Regions from separate parts of the Homo sapiens genome. Here region 2 is linked to region 1. The links are chromatin loops, found by intact Hi-C in ENCODE. Cell type or tissue: heart left ventricle. All regions are shown on one strand.

Region 1 (8,000 bases):
GATTTTGATCTCAGAATCCCGTAAGGTAAACTTTAAGTAATCAGCTTTTAGACCAGGCTGTTCTGAAAATCAGAAGTACCAAGAGAGCAAGCAATTTGACAATCCTGAGCAGTAGCTAAATGAGCAAAAAGGTTTCTAAGGCTGTGGAAGGGCCCAATATAAGGCAGTTTCTACTTATTTTTACTCAGTAGAAAAATCAAGGTCAAAATTGAGTAGTAGTTAAAAATAGTTTCAATTTAGTACTGAAGATGTCACAGTAGTTATGTTTGTTTCTCAGTATCAGTTAAATTTTGTCTTACATTTTCTGCACAAATATTAATAATTAGAAACACTTGTGTTTATGTTATTTTAATATAGATTTATATAAATAAATGAAATATAGACATATTAATATAATATTACATATTATGTGATATCATTAAGTATATAAATTAAAAGAATATACATATATATGTAACAAAATTATATATATATGTATTCCTACACTTCATTTAACATTTCTTTGGTTAATCTGGTCTAGAGTGAGCCTAACTATTTGATCTACCCAGTCCAAGTCAAGCGGAATAATACAACAAATCAAATTAAATGGGATATGTGCTGAGCTATACCTCATATGTATAATGACCTTCAAAAGCATTGACTCATATGTATAATAAGTTCTAGAAGTACTGACTGGTCTAAACATTGACTAGGTTCATTTTTCAATATGGGTTGAATTTTGGCTTAAATTTTCTGCACAAATATTAATAATTAGAGATGTTTGTATTTAGGTTATTTTAATACAGGTTTATATAAACAAATAAAATATAGACATGTTCTTAATATAATATTACATATTATGTGCTATAATATCATTTAGTATATAAATTAAAAGAATATACATAACAAAATTACACATATGTATTCCTACACTTTGTTTAACATTTCATTTAACCTGATCTAGGGCAAGCCTATTTGATCTACCCAGTCCAAGTCAAGCAGAATAATAACAAATCAAATTAAATGGTATATGCTGAGCTGTACCTCATATGTATAATGAGTTCCAGAAGCATTGACTAGACAAGCTTCTCACTCCTCAAGAATACACAAGAGGACAAGATGCTAGAATGTGAGGGGGTCAAGTTGAGCAGTTCAACTGACAGGAGAGAAGATGATGGGTAACAAACTGGGAGAAACTGAAGAAGAGCCTCATGGCAATCAGGACCCAGATTTATTGAGCAAGGCCAACAAAGTGTCAAGGCCAATGACATAATAGGGGATGGAAAACAGAGAGGTGAGGGGGATGGCAAGAAGAAAGCACATTTTGAGACATTTCAGCAACTGTATGCAAAGTAAACTTCGACGTCACATACCAGTGTGATGAATGTCTGCACATCATTTCTTGGGCACACTTCCATAAACTACTGAAAAGCAAATTTTTCATCATTGGTACATTTGCCCAGTTTCTAAAATAGTACCTGGTACAAAGTAGGATTTTGATTAAATATAATTCAACTTTAACTAGGATTGATTTATTTAAATTTCTTTTTTGAAAGATGCAGGTAAGAGCTAAAGGGAGAGCTAGAAATGAAGAACCTAACTCATAATGCTTCATTTTATGAAAATATTTTCCTACTTTATAGCCAATTATAAGACAGAAGAAGTTCATGCTTCCTGAGTCTGCATTTTTGTCCAAGAACTGTTCTATTATTAAGCTATCAGTATAGATTTAGAGTGATGAAAATATCCCTCAAAGCTTCCTCTACTTGGCATGTAGAGTTTGAGCATAACAGTCAACTGGAGCCATCAGGAATCTAGCTCACAGTATGTGATATGGTTTGGCTGTCCCCCCACCCAGATCTCATCTTGAATTGTAGCTCCCATAATGCTCATGTGTCATGGCAGGGACCCAGTGAGAGGTAATCGAATCATGGGGGCAGGACTTTCTCATGCTGTTCTCATGATAGTGAATAAGTCTCACAAGATCTGATGGTTCTATAAAAGGGAGTTCCCCTGCACATGCTCTCTTGCCTGCCACCATATAAGACATGACTTTGCTCTTCATTTGCCTTCTGCCATGATTGCTAGGCCTCCTCAGCCATGTGGAATTGTGAGTCAATTAAATCTCTTTCCTTTATAAATTATCCCATCTTGGGTACATCTTCATTAGCAGTGTGATAGCAGACTAATACAATATGCAACCAAGAGATCTTTGTATAACTCCAAAAATTCTGCAATTTGGAGAGAGGCATATTACCAGAACCAAGTCTCTGACTTACTAAAAAGCCATCTCTTATCTGGGGGAAACTGTGTTTCTCTGGGTCCCTGAGACTAGTGGTCTCCAAAGTGAACATGAGAATACTCGAGGGTAGGATACCAATCAACGTGATTGATTGGGATACAGGAAGAAATAATTATAACTTCAATCTACCTTTATTTTTATCTTTAAAATAGAAGAGAAAATTTGGGGGGTTAAATTAGGGGGTGCTAATATTTAATACAAAGCTTGATGGTATTACCTGTATGTCATTTATATTGATGGCATGTGTTGGAAAATATTTTTTCAGTACAAGGGCAAAAAATCATGAACATGTGAAGACCACTGCTTTAGACTTTACCAGTAATTCCTAACAGGCATAAGGAAAAAGGAGAAACCATGGTTGCTCTAACACCTTCTATGCACCAGATGACAGAATAATATACTTTATCTCTTTGAATTCCCACCGTAACCCAATAAGACAGATATCACTATTCCTGTTATGCAAGTGAGGAAATAGGGATTCAAGAAAGCTAAATATCTAGTTCTAGGTCACAAACTTGGCAGGTACTGGTGATGGGATTAAACTCTAGTCTTGTTCTTTTCCTTACTCCACAATACCTAAAGAACTGTCACCTCTGAAACTACCGTTTACCAAGGTACTCAAGCCTGCAGAAACTGCTCGTGTTCATAACACAAGCTTCCCATGGGAAAGCACACATGGTAAACTCTTACTCTATAAATAATTCAAGTGGTAGAATGTCCCTAATGATGTCCCAAAGTCCATGCAACGCAGAAAATACTGTGAGGCATTGTATGATTCATAAAAGTTATTCTTATTACTGAAATAATGAATATGAATCAATAGTACCCTATTCAGCAGAGCAGATAAGCCCCAAATTGATGGGTTATACAAATTTTGTAGATATTGAAAATGTGTGTGTGTGTGTGTGTGTGTGTGTGTGTGTGAGAGAGAGAGAGAGAGAAGAGAGAAGTGGGGGTACAGAGACAGAAAGAGGAGAGAGATACCACAAAGAAAGGCTTAGACAATCATCAACGAAGTTCAGAATTACGTAAAGAATAGAGATTCTAAGTTCTCTCAGTCTCCAACGTTCCCTATCCTTTGTACCCTATGAAGTTGTAAGTAGTCAGAAAACACATGTGTAAAATATTAGTGCACTTACCTTTGTCAGTTTCATTTCCAGCACATGGCTGCTATGGATCCGACTGTCGAAATGAGCTACTTCTTTGGAAGAGGACTTAACCTTGGCAATGATCTTTACGTAGGAGAACACGATCACAGCCGTTGGGAGCAAGAGGCAGAAGAAGAGGATGTTCAGGATGAAAACCTGGCCCCCTACCGAGGCCTGGGCCAGCCACCAGTCCAGGGTGCACGAGGTTCCGAAGGGCTCAGGTACGTAGTCCCCCAGACCTACCAAGGGCATGGTGGTCCAGAAGGAAGCATAGGCCCAGATGGCTGCCAGGCAGATGTAGGCGTGCTTTCTTTTCAGCCAAACCCCTGGAGGCGGAAGAAAAGCATTACCCGGATGTAATCTGCCCTACACCCAGATACCTCCCCTCGATATGTCAAATTCCACCTCCAAAGATTTATTCCATTGATTTCTGGGAGACCTGGGCAGATAACTGAAGCCTGAGGGAGAGTGGAGTAAACGGAAAAAAGTTCCAGAGCTTGGGCCTTTCTCCAGGAGAACACAATTGGAAGGTTTTCTCTAGGCATCTGGGAGCTTTGGGAGGGAGAAGTGACAACAGCTGGGAAAAGGGACAGGAAAGAGATGAGAGGATGCTGAAGACAATGGAGGCCCTTGAGAAAACATCTCGGAAAGGGTGTGTTAGTGGATCATCCAGGGAAAATCCTTCTGGGAGGTGAGGAAGCACAAAACATGGCTTGTGTCTTTAAAACGCCCTTCCTGCTAACAGCTTTTGTGTTGCTAGTCTTATCTGGCTTCCTAAGAACTTGTGGAAGGGGCTTGGTGGCTCGTGATCATGACACTATGGTTTGAGATTAAAGTCCTTGACTGTGTTTAGTAATTTGTGGAGCAGGTTTGGAATCTTCAAACGTCATTCACACAACAATCGCGCTCACACAGCCACAGCGGGAGAGGCAGAGAATCTAGGTAGGTTGCATCATGTTCTGCAAAGTAATTCTGTGAAGATATTTTCAGGAAGACAAAAAATGAGCTCCGTTTTTCAGCACTAGTTTCTGTTAACCAAAAGAGAATTCCAAGCGGAGGAAATAGTGCAGTCATCTAAGAAAAGCTGTAAAGCACTAGTGATCATTTTCAGAATTCAACACAACCACCAAAGACAGGTCGGCCTGATTTAGTGCAGCAGCCTCCACAGGAAATTACCTTCACACCTCACTCATCACCTCGAACGAAGAGGGCCAGGAAAGTGACTCTTTACTGCCTTGGTTTTGTGTTAGCAGAGAAGAAATATCAAAATATATTCAACAAAAGCTAAATGATTACTTCAATATAGACTCAGGGCCTGCCTCTGCTTAGTGCAATGTGAGGTTTGGAAAGTCGGTCAGGCCTAATTCTTCTATGTCTAGTCTTTGACTGACCTTGTGCATGCAAGACTATATTGCATATGGGTTAAATAAAATAATGTAAGGGGCCTGCTTTGCAAACTAGAAAGTGCTATATTAACATGAATTATTTTACTCCTGTGTAAGTGTATCTCATTTAGCGCTAATAAGAAATATAACAGATTGTTTCTATACTCTATTGTCTCCATTTTTTTCAAATACATGGCATTTTGTGTCATGAAATGCAAATTTCATGCCCAACCAGATAGGGGTGGCAATCATGTAGCCACAATATAAGTCAGCTCTTGTTTCTCCACTAAAACTGATAAAACATTGGCACAGGTAATCACATATATTCATGGGAATGTGCATAGGCATACGTATAAGCATTTATGGTTAGGGTTACTTGTGAGGTGTTTTATACTTACATTCCAGTATGGTGAAAGGCTGTCAAGTACAGGAGGGAGTAGATTAGTAGATTGGTTCTGTGTTGCTCCAGAAGTCAGAACTAGGACCAATGGGTGGAGGTTACTGGGAGGCAGTTTTGTCTTAATATAAGGAATAACATTGTAACAATGAGAGCAGACCAATCAGAGAATGGGCTGCCTTGTGCAGTAGTAAGCTCCCCGTCACTGGTCACTGGAATTATTCAAGAAGAGGCCAAGTGGTCATCTCTCAGGGATGCCTTAAAACAGTTTACCACGTTACATGGGAGAAAAGTCTACACATCCCCAAGCGACCTTCTAATTCCAACATTCTGGGACGCTGTGTGGAGGGTTTAATAGTGCATCAGATTAAATGATGAAACCACACTACTGAGGTTCAACCTTAGAAGAAGCTGGAAAATATACACAGTTCCCACATATGGAGTTATGACCTGCAATGATCCTGGCAGTGGGCGGCATCATCTCTTTAACTGACAAAGCCTAAACTCAAGAAAATATTTAAAAACAGAGGTATCAGGGTTTAGTATTCCTCAAACACTCTCAGGAAGTTTAACTTTTTTGCCTTCTTATCTATAAAATCTATAGTTAAATTTAAAATCTCTTTGGTATGAACAAAAATAAGTCTATAGAAAGAATTAGATGTTGACGTCACACAGAATATGTATAGTTGTATATTTTATATCTTACTGGAAATTTTGATTCAAGCTATTTCTATTGGAAGTTTTAAATGTTTAAAAAAGGAGATGTAAACTTTAAAAAAAAAAAAAAAAACGTAGTGCTGGATGATGAAGAGAATGGCTCACAAGCCCCCGCCTCCCACCCACCCAAGCATGGATTCTTTGGAGTTTGGGGATGTAAACTATAACAATACAAAGGGAAATTCTACCACATTGACAGTGTCAGGTCAACTTGATTTTTCCCACCTCAGTCTCCAGGCCCTGCTCTGACACCACAGTCTGTCGTCCATCACAACCACTCTAATTGACAGATTGACAATCAAAGCAACTTTATCCAGAGGAAGTCAGTACTGTTCCTTGGTTGTGCCTGGTTCTCAATATTAAACTTAAAGACCCAAATGCAATTCTTTCAGGTTTGATAAATTCCGAGAGCTCCAACAAACAAATGTAGTAGAAATTATTTTTAACCTGTAGAATGGTCTAATCATTAAAAAACATATATTTAGTCCCTGGAAACTTATTTTCTGCTGATTCACCAATTCTTGTAATCACTCATCTTTCTACCAACCAACACCACAAAAAAAAATATGTTGAGTGATATTTCTACATGTGTGTCCTTTCATGCAGAAACAGCTACATGACTCTAACTTGGAGGTGAACTTTTTGGAATTCCTTATCTCTGAAATCACAGGGAGCGTGAGTCCTAAGGGAGAATCTTAAACAGCTTTTCTTATAATTACACTTCCTAGGTGGGGAATGAGCTAAACATCTTGGACTTAACACCCTTTCGATGCACTTTATTTCTTTTGTTTGCGTGGGAAACATGATGGAAGCTTACACACTATACAAGAAAATGGTACTTTTTTAAAGCATTATAACCAAACACCAGACATTACTATAAAATATGTATTAAAAGAAATCTACTTTGACATAGGTTAAAATCCTTAAACATGTCAGAACAAGATGATAGGCTATAAATAGAAATATTCTTGATCTCTGAGGTTATTCATAATCTTTGTTTATTACCTGCATAAAATATGTACAGTTCTAACACTCAATCCACCTAGCTTTAACTGTCAGGGAATGAGAAACCTGCCAACTTACCATAAGATAAATAGCAGATTTTCAAATATCGATCCAGGCTGACAGCAGTCATGGTGATAAGGCTTCCACAGCCAAAGAAAAATCCAGCCCATCCATACCAGCGGCAGCCGATCCAGCCAAACACCCAGCGGTGACAAAAGCAAGAGATGATGGTGAACGGCTTGCCTACAACTAGAGCACCAAGTGACTTGTCAACAGACGTTCCTCTGGTTACTATTTCCCCACCTACCTCAACTCACCTGAACCTCCTCCCCTAAAGCACGGGGACACATGTGAACGCACACACACACCCTTGATTACACAGATTTCCTAGATTAATAAAAGCCCAGCAGTTATCTATGAATAAACTCAGTTTGAAGCTACCCAGAGAGGACTTTCAGTCATCCCAATAGCCAAAGACAGTGAAAGGATATAGAAGGAAAACTTTAAAGTAATTATTACTTTTGAAAAAACTGTCTCAAAGAGACCTGGCTTCAGGAATTACAGACATGATACTAGTAGCCAGTGACAACGATCTGGTCACTTTTAACATGTTGTTGCAGTCTTTCATTCGAAGGCTTAGAGAAAGGGGAAATGAATAAAATCTCTGAGAGAAAATACACTCTTCAAGCACAACTTTTCTATTCTAGAGAAGTTCTTTCTCACACTAGTCTGTTAAGATTTTTTTTTTTTTTACCAGAAATAGATGTTAAGTTTTATTAAATGCTTTTTTGGCATCTACTGAGGTGATCATAACATTTTTTCTCATGGAATCAGTTAATGCTGGTTATTAATAGATTTGTTTTTGAAACATACTTACATTCCTGGGACCAATGCAACTTTTCTTAATAATAAAACTTCCAGAAAATTGTCTCAATGAATAGAGGAAAGAAGAGATGGAGAAAGAGAAAATGAAGAAAAGGAGGAAAAAGACAAAAATAATATGCAAAACAGTGATTTCCTTCCACCTCATCCTCCTCCAAGTGGGGCCTTTTAGAACCTGTATAAGG
Region 2 (8,000 bases), 140 kb before region 1:
TTTTCTTTCCTGGCTTCTATCTAATCCCTTTGCTTCTTTGTTAGATTGTTGATGCCTAGAGGTGTTCTATAGACCAACAACATTGGAATCATCTGAAAAATTGTTAGACATACAGAATCACAAGCCCCATCATTCCACTAGACAATTCATGTCCAGTTCCCATTGACCTCCACACTGCTAAATTCAATGATTAATCCTCAGTCCTCATCTTTCTTGACCTATTAGCAACATCTTACAGTTGATCAGTCCCTCCTCTCTGAAATATTTTATTTCTTTTTCTTTTTTTAAGAGGGAATCTCTCTCTGTCGCCCAGGCTGGAGTGCAGTGGTGCAATCTCAGCTCACTGCAACCTCTGCCTCCCGGGTTCACGCAGTTCTCCTGCCTCAGCCTGCCGAGTAGCTGGGACTACAGGTGCGTGCCACCATGCCCTGCTAATTTTTGTATTTTTAGTAGAGATGGGGTTTCACCACATAGGTCAGGCTGTTCTTGAACTCCTGACCTCAGGTTATCCACCTGCCTCAACCTCCCAAAGTGCTGGGATTACAGGTGTGAGCCAACCCGCCCAGCCAAAATATTTTCTTTACTTGCCTATCAAGTCTCCTTCTTGGTTTTATTCCAATGTAGTTGCTTCTTCCAAGTCTCCATTGCAGGTCCCCTCTCTTCTTCCAACCCTCTTTCAGTTGAAGTGCCTTAGACTCAGTTCTTGGTCATCTTTTCCATATCCATTCATCTCTGCAGTGGTATCATCCAGTCCCCTGGCATTAAATACCAAATATATGCTGACAACTCCAAAGGTACACCTCCAGCCCAAACCTATGTCCTGAACCTCAAGTGTGTCCTGATGCTCATAGACCTAATAGCCATTTGATGCCTAATGGACATCTCAAACCTAGAATGTCTAAAACAAAACTCGTAAACCTTCCTCACAAACTTCCTTTACCCACAGTCCTTTCTGTGTAGGTTAGCAGCAAACTCCAATCAGTTATATAACCAAAAATATGGAATAATCCTTACCAGCTCTCTTTCCTTCACAAAGTCCATAAGGAAATAATGTTGATTTTATCTTCAAAACGTGGCCACACCCTCACCCCTTCTTACCATCTCCATTGTTACCTTACTGGTCCAGGCCAACATCATTTTTCATGATGGTACTACAGTACTTTCCTGACTAGTCTCTCTACTTCCGCTCTTGCCCTGTTACAGTTTATTATTGAAAAGCAGCCAGTCATTCCCTTAAAACACCAGCCATGGCATGCTTTTCCATGACTCAAAACTTCATAGTTGATTCTGATTTTACCCAGATGGAAGACCAAAGCCCTCACAGTGGCCTGCAAGGGGTTACATGATCTGACTCCACTGTCAATCTGACCTTTCTTACGATTCCTTCTGTTGCTTACTCTGCCCCAGCCACATGGGCTTTCTTGCTATTTTTGGAACACAGCAGACTTGCTATTGCCTGCAGCCTTCACATTAGCTGTTCCCTCTGCCTAGAATGCTCTCCAGCTTAATTCACTCACCTTTTCTAACCTAGCTTGACCACCTCTAGGTTAAGACTGGAGCGTTTTTGGATCAATCCTCTTTATCCTACTCTACTTTTTTCTATTGTACTCATCACAGGCTAACATACTATATATTTTACTTATTTATTATATTATTTCTTATCCTTTTTTGTGTGTATTAGAATGTAAACTGTAAAAGGGCAGGGATCTTTGGTTCATTGATGTGTCCCAACTGTTTAGAACAATGCCTAGCACATCACAATAGATGTTTAAAAAATGAACAAGGACTAAGTAAAGGGACAAATGGGGTGTTTGTGTCTTATAAATAGAACTTCACTGGGATATAGGAAAAAGAACATTGAACTGGAAGCCAAAAGACCTGGTTTGAAATTCTGGATTTGCCATTACTATGTTGGACAAGTCACTAAAACTTTCTCAGCTTCAGATTTTATCTCAATCAAGAGAGAGTCATGGTATCAGGGCTTTTCGAAATTATGTTTGAGGAAATGTTTTTGAAAGTACAAAGTGTTTAATAAAGAAGGGACCATAAAATTTACCATCTAAACTGAAACACTTTTTAGAGTGAAAGAAAGCACTCTTCCTAATTATCCAGGGGGTGTCCAATGTAAACCAGGACAAAGAATCATCCTCTATGTATCAAATCATATTGGATAGAACTTCAAGATATGTCTCTAGAATCTTATAATTCTCATCACGTCCACCAACACTGCCCTAGTCCAAGCCACCATCTTCTTTCACCTAGTCGACTGCAATAGCCTCTTGTTTTGTCCCCTCTTGTTTCCTATAGTGTTTTCTCCACCTCACCCTGAATGATGCACAATTATATGTAAATCAGACCAGGTCATTTCTGTGTTTCCAAAGATTCACAAGCTCTCCCTCTCACTCAGGATAAGACTCAACTACTTTGAATGGCCTACAATGCCCATTGTATCTCTGACATTCTCTCGTCTGCTTAAATGTCACCTTATCACCCTATGTGATAAAATACCAAGTCCTCCCTATCAATCATACTGCCACTGGTACTCTCTACCCTCCTTATCTGCCTCATTAGTTTTATTTTTCTCCATACTACTTGTTATCACCTAAAATTATATGCTTTGTATAAACGTATTCATTACCTGTCTCACTCATCAGAATATATCAATGAGAGCAAGAATGCTTCCTTTTCTGTTGCTGTATACCAGCATCTAAAATGATGTCTGGCACCTAATCAGTAATCTATATATTTGTTGAATAAATGAATATATAACAGAAATTGAAAGCATAATTAAATGCATACCAGATATAAATGAATGTGTTTAAAGCAATAACAAGAAAATGAGTATATGTATGTGTATTTGGTACTGATGAATTCCTCCTAAAATGCTTTCTTGGGGTTTGAGGCCTCCCTTGATGCTGTTTGGTATCTGAAGAAAAGAATATTAAGTCAGCCTTAGTGGTGATGTAAAGGAGAACTGGCAGAAAGCGCAAGATGAGCCAGGTGGTGTTACTTCTCTTGAATTCTTGCAGACATCTGAACAATGCAAAGTGCCCCATGACATGTTCTCATTTTAAAGGACTCCAACATACTAATTTTTCCCCTAATTGAGACTACCATAAGAACACACCTCTAAATACAATTCAAAGCCACAAATTAAGAGGTAGCATACGAATGATAGACTTCCCAATTGATCTTATAGTTTAATTAATTAATTTAACCCAAGAACAAAATCGGATATAGTGTATAAGGTTGTGTGCAATATGTGAGAACAAAATAAAGAAAAATGGCTCTGATTTTATAACAAGAGCCCTTAAAAGTATCCAATTTCTAAATCTATGACTCCATCACACAAACCCAACTTACTGGAAATTAAATAATATTCACTGTAAAACAATACCAAAAATAAAAACAAGTAACATAAGATATTTTTCAACCCTATTTTGTTATGTGAACATAGACTTATTTAATTTTAGACATGGGTGGAAGAAAATATTTTAAAACTTAATTTAATACTACTGTGCACATCCAATATATAAGTTGGTTTACAAAGTCCCAGAAGTTTGAACATTTATTTAAAATCTCTCTTCTCAAAATTGACATGGGTTTTGTAGTCATATACAAATAATATCTGTATTTTCACAAATATTTCTCACCAAGAGATGAAGATAACAGAATCAAAGTGGGTGAGGAAGTGAGTAAATACATAAATTGAAGGTATTTTGGGGAGTGATTTATTGAAGAGCTGCTACTTCATTTCAGACCCAAATGCTTTATTTTAAAATAAATACAGTTCTAGGAGTCTAAGGAAAATGTTTAATAAGAAAGAATTTTGAAAAGTGAACCAAAAGTCACACTGGTCAAATTTAACTGTTTCTTATATACTTTTGCAACTAAGTCACACATATATATTTTTATGCTACTAGATTACATTACCAGATTTAGATCGGTAAGATGTGCTGGAAAGCAAGCATTATACTCATTTTTTTTTTCTTGGCTTAATATCTAGAAAATTTCCATACATAATTGTGCTGCAGGACTTTTTCGTAGTTCAGCTAAAGATGGGGTTCTTTGTTCCATGGCCACGAAAATTCAGGCTTGCAGACAATTTGAGTGGTGAATAAGACAGGGTTTTACTGGGTGAAAAGGAAGCTAAAGGGGAAACAGGAACTCTCTCAGAGCCAGAGTCCCTGGAGAGCACTTCCCGCCTGCAGCTTGAATCCAGGTTCCACACAGGAAGAGGAGGGTCCCGGCTCCTCCCTGCCGCAAACTTCCTGAGGCTCCCCATCAGTGGGCAAGCTAGTTGGAGTTTCGCCTGGGACCCCCTCCCACCTGGCTGTCTCATTAGAGATCAATGGAATAGTTTCATGAGGAATTTGGTGATATGGATATACATGTACATTATATATATAGTAACATTTTAAACTGTGAACAGATTACCCTGTTATTCTACCAAGATAGTATAGAGATAACATCTGAAGTGTTTAAGTATAATAATCAAATGAAACATAATTTGATTAATAATAATTTGATACCTTTATTAAGAAGTAATTTGTTTTGTAATTCATAATAATCAAAATAAATGGCTAGCAGTTTAACAATAATATAATCAGGTAAATTCAGTTATTGTTTAAAACAGAGAAGAAAGAAGCTGTCCTTATTTTTGTAATTATAGATAAAGCATTTTTCTATCATAAATGAAGATTGGCCTCAATAAATAACTAGTACTCATGATTTCCAAAAGAAAGAACTTATATTAACTAATCTTATACTAAGTCTATGATTTTTCAGTAATTAATTGACTTGTGTCTTACTGCCCTACCTACTAGGCCAAAACTCAGTTTTTGAGAAGTATATTTGAATCCAGTTCATCTTGCAGGATTCATTAGGAATTTGCAGCACTTAAAATGTTTTTGGTTCCTTATTGAGATTTATAGTCAGGATGGATAAATATTTATAATCACTTTGAAATTTATTTAGACTAAAATGATTTCAGCCAAGCTCTCTCCAGTGCACAAAATGTGGGCCCTTGAAGAGCTACCTGCATCTTCGTGGACACAGAACTCTTTCTTGAAAAAACTTTTAATTCTCTCACAGGAGAATCTAGAAGAATATCCAGTAATGACTATTATTTGCTTTCATGCTTGCTCTTAGAAAATGCATCTGAAGTTATTGAAAGCACCTATGGAGCTCACAGTAGGGGAATAACCTCCCATTCACCATTTGTTCAATTGGGTTCCTGGATTTTCATTTCAGATGTCAACCTGGCCTTCCACTGGGTTGATTATCAGAGCATATGGTTCCTCCTCTAATCAGCCATATCAAATTCCTGCAGGCTAGGAACTTGCAGAAAGTGTAACCTTGAACTCTCACTACCTGACTGTGATCACAAGTGCAGCAGCAAGAAGTATTGTTTATTGTATGTGTGGCCTACATTATGTGTCATCTTTCTTCTAGATATTCTATACTCTCTTCCTTTGATTAATAATACAAAAAACTTAGTACCAGTGCACTACTCCAAGTCTTCACATATACCAACTAATTTAGCCTCATAATAAAACTATGAGGTGAATTATTTTATTACCCTCACTTTATAGATAGAGTCAGGGAAATGAAGTAATTTGTCCAATGGCACATAGCCAGGAAGTGGCAAGGTTGGGCTCCCAACTCAGGCCTGCTGTCTGCAGCCCGTGCTCCTGACCCTCACACTGTACCACACAGAACTAGCCTTGCGCTTGCTCCAGAATATGTGGGCGCCCTTCAAAACTGTGTTTTTCGGTAGCTTTACTTTGGCATTGAGCCACCTACTGTATTGCAGGCCATTCTGAGATGTAGCCTGATAAAACTCATCATTAGACTCATTGAAAAATATTACTCTGAACATAGTTACTGAATCACACCATGTACCTTTTAGGAAATTTCTCTCACATGTCAGAAAGAAATAAAACCTTATGCTCCTTATCGTATGAATGCCATTGGTCTCATTCTCATAATCTGTTGTGTTTATCCCTTTATTCCAGCCACTGGTAGAAGCTCCAAACCTAATTTTTTTCCACCTCTAGCCCCCATCTTTGCTCTTGACAAACATTCTTTCCTTTGTCTGAACTTGAGTCAGCCTCCTCTGAACTCACTTTTTAAATGCCTTACACAGCACAGTGCTAAATCCTCCCAGCAATCCCTGAGGTCACAACTATTAGATATGAGGACCAAGTGAGGATAGATTACTTATGTGCAGTCTCCTGGATAGTGAAGGCGGAAATCAGCTGGCTACAGAGTTGATGTTCTCAACTGCCACACCCTGGGGATTCTTCAGTGGAGAGCAGAGAATGCAAGCTAAGCAGGAGTGTTTCTAGAAAGAGGAAATTCCTGTGTAGAGAATAATGTCAGAGGTTGTAGGAGCAGTCCCCATGGTGCATACAAGTTGAGGCCCACTCTTAGGTTTTGCAGCATTATATGGATTTCTATAATGTCCAGTGTGTCCCAGAGAAGGAAGCCCTTTAGTCCTTGGGTCACTTCACCTTTGAATCTCAATTTTCTCACCACTAAAATGACTATAATTCTGGTTGCTGTTTATCTCCCCTACAGGAACTTTGGGAGGATACACGACACACTGTCTAGGAAAACTTCGTGGCCCCTAAGAGATGAGCATAATCATTACCCCTGCTATTGTGTGCCATTATTATGCTAATAATACACTTGTCAGCTTCAGGCCGAAGGAAGAATCTATATGTTTATTCAAAGAGCATACAGCCTAAATGAAAATGGAAACTTGCTTCTTCATATTTATTTTTAAGCATATTCACATTTGGAGATTATGTTTTAAAAGTACATAGCATTTTTACAGCAAGTAAAGGAATTATTTCATTGCTCCTCAGTCAAACAGCAACGATTTTACAATTACCTGTTTTTCTCCATCTGAAATTACCACTACAAATGTGCTCCTTTATTCATGCATTTAATTCTTAGCTTTTCAGCTGCCATTTGAAACCCTTGGCTTTTGATGTGCGTTCACAATGCTGTGTTCATCCATCTAGAATTACTTCTTTTTCCAAAAATGGGAAAACTTGTCCCAAAAAAAGTGCCAAGTACACATATATAACTCTGATTGGACTCTCATGATATTTGCATGTGTGGTGGTTAAGACCATAAAGCCACTTAATGACCAGGAACAAGGACTAGAGTAAGACTGGTGATCATTTTAGACATGGCTGCAGCCCCCTCCTGTTCGTGGTGAATGGGGAGTGCTAAGCAGGATGCTGCCAGGTCCCTCATTCAGGAACGCTTTGGGTGGATTAATGAACCTTCTGGGAAGGATGCTGTCTTACACAAAGTCAGCGTCAAATAAAACACAATGCTCGGCCGGGTGCGGTGGCTCACGCCTGTAATCCCAGCACTTTGGGAGGCCGAGGCGGGTGGATCACCTGAGGTCAGGAGTTCAAGACCAGCTTAGCCAACATGGTGAAACCCCATCTCTACAAAAATTAGCCAGGTGTGGTGGCAGATGCCTGTAATCCCAGCTACTTGGGAGGCTGAGGCAGGAGAATCATTTGAACCCAGAAGGCAGAGGTTGCAGTGAGCTGAGATCACACCACTGCCCTCCAGCCTGGGCAACAGAGCGAGACTCCATCTCAAAAAATAATAATAATAAATAAAATACACTTCATGAGTACATATGTATAACTTCTTCATAATACCAATATTTATAATATGAAAGGAGACAATATTTCCTGGACGTTGCCTATGTAATGTGAAGCTGCTAACTCACTCAAATTCCAAACTGGTCCAGAACTATCACTTGGAATATGCATTTTCATAGAACTCTGTGTACCTTCTGAGCATACATAGTTCTTATGAACTTTATTTTTTTAGGTTTTCTGGAAAGTAAATCTCCTAAAATTATTTTCTTTAATGTGTGTCTTGGATCCCTGGGAATATGTGCCTAGGAATACATAGAAATATAGTGATCTTGTAGACACACATAGCTAAGGTTTTGCTACAAGAAA

What was found. A loop is a pair of places that touch in the nucleus more often than their neighbours do. Peaks named below come from ENCODE experiments on the same cell type or tissue, not always from the same donor. Only the 100,000 strongest peaks of a DNase experiment are listed, where the experiment ranks them.
Region 2: a loop joins it to region 1, with 2.5 times the contacts of the local background. A loop is called at or near these places in 3 of 110 quality-filtered maps.

What each region holds. Positions count from the first base shown.
Region 1 is chr6:47,790,984-47,798,983 of GRCh38, reverse strand. OPN5 (opsin 5) reads right to left here. Exons shown (of 7, transcript NM_181744.4): 3 at 7,012-7,182; 4 at 3,421-3,755. Among named protein-coding and RNA genes, the nearest start is that of OPN5, 13 kb to the right of the region's middle. In heart left ventricle, no CTCF peak of the experiment used is centred here; no DNase peak of the experiment used is centred here; H3K27ac peaks cover 259 bases; H3K27me3 peaks cover 343 bases.
Region 2 is chr6:47,930,439-47,938,438 of GRCh38, reverse strand. All of the region lies in intron 4 of PTCHD4 (patched domain containing 4), which reads left to right. Among named protein-coding and RNA genes, the nearest start is that of OPN5, 150 kb to the right of the region's middle. In heart left ventricle, no CTCF peak of the experiment used is centred here; no DNase peak of the experiment used is centred here.